2 separate regions of the Homo sapiens genome follow, and region 2 is linked to region 1. A link is a loop called in an ENCODE intact Hi-C map of the cell type or tissue named here. Cell type or tissue: mammary epithelial cell. All regions are shown on one strand.

Region 1 (2,500 bases):
TAGCTTATTTGGTCACACATCTAAGACGTGATAGTGATGGAATTCAAGCCTAGGCTAATCTTGTTCCAAAACTTGATCTGCCTCCCTGTGGAAGGAAGAGTAACACTATGTTTTGAAGGGACTAGCACGCTTCCATCTTGCATTATTTATAGTGCTTTCACTTAGAAAAAGAATCAGCTTTTTTGGTAAAACAAAGAGTTCAGTTTCAATGCATGGAAACTGTAAGAAGATTCTGGCTAGAAATAAAGAAAAAGTAATAGAACTGTTTGGAAATGAAATATATTGTTCATCCATGCATTTAACAAACATTTAGTCATTGTTAATTGAATATTTATTATGTGTCAGACAGTATTTTGGATGATTGGGATAAATCAGTGAACAAAACAAGATCCTTATTTTCAAGGAGTTTAAATTCTAGCAGAGAAAAGAAAACATTGGGCATATTTTAAAAAATTATATAATAAATCAAAACATACAACTAATCTGGAAATCAGAACATATATAGCAAAGAAGACGACCTGGGCAAGCATCCCAAACAGTACAAAAAGGGGAGAAGTACTGAGCTAGATGTGTGGAAGAAGGGGCTGAGAGGCTGTGGGGCCTAAATACTCAGCAATAGAAAGGGCATGGAAGAGGCATCATGAGAGGAGGGTTTGAGCCCAGTTGTACCACTCATTAGCTGAGAAGTGTTGACTCAGGCAATTTTTCTGGCTCTCAGTTCCCCCATCTATAAAATGTAGCTGAAAATATGTCTACCTGTCTGGATCACTCTGAGGATTAAATGAGATAAGCTATTTAAAATAGTATATTATAAAACACTAAAAATATATTTGCTTTTGGCAGTGAAATATTCACCTGGAGAAAAGGGGGATGATTGGCTTGGGAAATGGCCTGTTTGATGAAGGAGGTGGGCCACAAGGGTTATTCAAGCCCAGGCAGGAGCAGAGACTGAATGAGCCGCAGGGATGCACATGTAGGGATGCTTGTGGTCAGCAGGGGCAGGCAGGAAGCTTCAAGGAGGAGGAATTGAAGCGGTGGTGGGTTATGGAATAGCAGAGAGGACACGGATAGGGTGAATTGGAAAAATGCCTTAAGCAAAACACTGAGTCTAGAGGAAGTATAAGATCTGGGGGAAGGAAGTCCAGATGTCAGAGTGAGGGTGGGGTTAAGCACAGCAAGGTCAGCAGCCATCACAGACGGTCATCAGTGTATTGATGCCACTCAGCCAGTGTGCCATCAGCACGGCTCCTTAGTTCACCAGAGGGAGAGGAAATATGAGACAGGGGAGGCTTTGCAGTCAATCAGAAATACTATTTAGGCTCGAATTGGGATTGGGTCCTTAGTCACTGAAAGCTGTCCTTCCTTGACCTGGCCTGAATGTGAAATCTGGATTGAGCAATAAGTTAATTAATCAGTCATTTCTACAGCATTTCATCAGCATTCTTCTGAGGTTTGCTTTGTTCGGTGAGAAATCCAGGAGGTGTCTCCAGTGAGTATAGTCTTAATCCTCCTGTACCAGGGCAGGATTTCTTATCCTCAGCACTACTGACGATTTGGACAAGATAATTCTTTCTTAGAGAAGGCCTATTCTGTGATTTGAAGGGTGCTTAGCAGCATCTGTGGCTTCTACCAACTAGATGACAGTAGCTGTGATGATCGAACACTTATCCAGACTGTCCAATGCCCTCTTCTGGGGTGTGGGAGTCAGGCCATCCCCAACCTCACCCCATTGAGAACCACTGAATTAGAGGAAAGTCTTAGGCTTTGTCCTCAGGGCCATCCCAAGCCAACAGTGAATCACACCTTCCCCTTACCTCCATCCCAAGAACCTCCCATTCATTAAAAATAAAAAGTCTCTATAAGGCACGAATACATGCAAATACATGCAAGCAATTACAACTTTAAGGATATACAGAAGGTTTTAATTTTTCCCCAAGGGATCTGCATGCTGATTACGGAAGAGTTGTTTATCTTGGCTATTATGGCAATTGTGAGTAGATTATCTGTGCCAGTAATTATAATCATTATTTGGCAAACTTGTCCAAGAGCTCAGAATACTCACTTTCTAACCTTCCTACTTAGTTGCCATGCAGTGCTAGTGGCAACTTGAAAAATGTATAAGCAGGAAATTCTATTGTCTTGGAAAAGTATAACACAGGTCTTTTTAACACAAAGAGGAATTATTTGTATTGATGATTAGTCAATGGGTTTAATAGGTAAAAGGAGAAAAAGACAAAAATGCACAAGGGCCCTTGGGGGGACTTCAAGAGCATGCCTACAGATCCTCTTCTGGATACCCACAGCTGCTTTTCTGGGTGCCCATGACTGCTCTTCTGGGTACCCACTGAACACAGGAGACTAGTTGAGAACAAGTAAAAACATTAGGAACACATTATGAATTAGGGCTGGTGATATGATTATGAGTGGGGAGAATCTTGGGGTATCAGTTACAAATGGAGAGAATCTGAGTCTTGTTTAAGTCTAAGAATTTGGGCAGACA
Region 2 (2,500 bases), 420 kb after region 1:
GTCTCAAAGGGTTGAGGACATTCTCCTTGGTCTCAGCTTACTTGTGGGTTTTATTTATGCCTGTTGTTTAACTATCCAGCTAAATTAAGTTCTGACCTTTAATTCAATAATCATTAATCAGAACCAATTTAGCACTGCTAAATTGAGTTCTGTACCATTATTCAACAACCATTGACAACAACAGCTAGAAAGCATCTAGTTTATAAAACCTGAAGACAAAGAGAATAAGACACTGAGGCTCACTAGAGAAGCCTCCTCGGTTGTCTCCTGCAGCAGTGGGGACACACATGTGCTGCATGAACCATTAGGCTGATCTGACGAGGGCTTCTATTAGGCACAGAGGGCATGTGGGATGATGTATTGAATGTATGTCTTCATAAGGGACAGCCTTGAATTATGTGCAGGCTTGTGGAAGCTGAGGAAGAAGGCAGAGCAGAGGATGTCTCCTGGGTTCCTATCTGGGTTTCTTCCTTGGGTTCCTAAGTGCAACTGGCAGGAGTTTCCTTGGGAGCTAATCATATTCAGTGATTATGGAAGTTTGAATCTAATCATATTATATCCCAGTTCTCCTCCCACCAGCCACACAATAGCCTCTCCCTTATTTCCATGGAGGCAAAACCACATCATAGTCAATTGAAAAATATACCTGAAGGATAAAAAATTTCAAGAACAATCAAGAGTGGAGATGGAAGAGAAAGGATAAGAACTAATTTTATAGTAGGATTGGGAAGGTCCCCCCAAATTGCACCCACTTCCCTTTTGCCTAGTCAAGATTATAGGTTCCTGGGTCCCTTCACTGTGCACAGGAATGTACCTGCTGGTTGATTTCAGACTGAAACAAAGAGTAGAGCTTCTGGTTCTTGTTCTAAATCTTGTTATTAAACTCTTCTCCTGGGCCTAAATTTTTCTCAAGCTCTTTGCATTGTAGGTATGTAGAATATATTTTTCTCTACAATTTCCACAGCTTAAAGTCTTTTTGTTTAAGTTTAGCAGGCAGAATTTCTTAAATAAACTTTAAGCTGACACTACTGCCTGTGTAGGTAAGAACCCCCATCCATCATCCACTGTCCGGCCCCAAACCACTGATGTGTTTCTAGCACCACCACCTGGGAACTGGTGGTATCAAAAGATCAGAGCTACCTGGGCTATGCCTTGGCAAGGAGCACAAGGTGCGTCCTTTGTGAGGCACACACTAGGACTAGGTTTCCATTTCTTTATTTTGAGAGATTAGGTAAACCTTCTCCTTGTCCGCTGACCAGCCCAGGAAGTCTTGGTGGTGAAGAGAAGAAAAGGATGTAGCTTTTCTTACATCCAATAAGATAAACAAATGCAGCTAGAGGACAAAAGACTGGATAAACTGCCACAGGATGGTCGATATGCATTGACCTAGAAAGAGACAGAATCCCCTCTACATCATTCCTGGAGGTGACAGCTCCCCAGGAGGTTTTCTGTGACCCACTCACCCCCACCGATCATCCAAATGGATTTCCACAGCACGCTGAACAAACTTCAGCCATATTTCCCCACACTTAGCTCTGTGCCTCAACATCAGTGACCACACTCACTCTTGCCTAGACTGCAGAGTATTTGTCCAGGTTGCTCTGTATCTTCATTCCCTATGCTGCCCTCAAACATGTGCATGCACACACACTCACACGCACACACATGCACACATGAGGACACAGGCATGCATATGCACACACAGGGTCTAGCCTCTGGGAGAGGCTCAATGACTTTAAACTTCATTTAATCCTAAAGAGCAGAGCTAGAGGTGGTGTGAGTTAATGTTAAGCGATTTCATTTCAAGTCTCCGAAAGAGATGGTGGGATTGGGGTGGGGGCATATGAAAGATGCTAAACACCCAGCCCAGGAATCCTTATAGAAGAACTGTTTCCTGGAGATGAGGAGCTCAGCAAGTCCATTCTGCTTGTCTCCTCTCAGACACCAGGAAGTCCCAAAGACCTGAGGTGCTGCTGAGTAAATTAGACCTGCCTCCATATCCCTTTCTCTCACTCCCACATCTCCATCCAGGGCAGCTATCAAACTGGAACCCCACTGGGGGCTTAGAGCAATCATACCTCCTCAGGTCTATGAGGGCTGCATGGACACCAGAGCCCCTTGCACACTTCCTGGCCACCATGCTCCAGCCCACAAGATGACAGCTGTAGATGAAGAAACCAAAGACACAGATCACAGACATGATTCTCTTCGACCTGAGCTGGAACTTAACTTTCTTGGATCCCATGCTTTGCTCCTCCTTCTGCATCATCTTGAGCTTGTACCCAGGCTAGGGTAAAAAAGGCCTGGGAATTTTACTCTTTCTGATGTTCAATTCTGATTCAATGATACAATGTCAAACTGACATGTATTAACCTCCTGAAAAAAAAAGAGAGATCAGATTTTAAAGTAACTAGGAATAGCATAGATGAAGAAGAGAAACAGTCAATAATAGGAGAAAAGACAAAATGTCTGCATAACTATTAATAGAATATATCAAAAC

The links. Hi-C counts contacts between places; a loop is a spot of excess contacts. Peaks named below come from ENCODE experiments on the same cell type or tissue, not always from the same donor. Only the 100,000 strongest peaks of a DNase experiment are listed, where the experiment ranks them.
Region 2: a loop joins it to region 1, with 4 times the contacts of the local background. A loop is called at or near these places in 2 of 110 quality-filtered maps.

Annotation. Positions count from the first base shown.
Region 1 is chr1:152,767,954-152,770,453 of GRCh38, forward strand. No RefSeq gene overlaps it. Among named protein-coding and RNA genes, the nearest start is that of LCE1F, 5.9 kb to the right of the region's middle. In mammary epithelial cell, a CTCF peak has its summit at 1,503; a DNase peak (open chromatin) is centred at 1,418; H3K27ac peaks cover 1,586 bases.
Region 2 is chr1:153,191,801-153,194,300 of GRCh38, forward strand. It overlaps a transcript of SPRR2G not described here. Among named protein-coding and RNA genes, the nearest start is that of LELP1, 10 kb to the right of the region's middle. In mammary epithelial cell, a CTCF peak has its summit at 1,107; no DNase peak of the experiment used is centred here.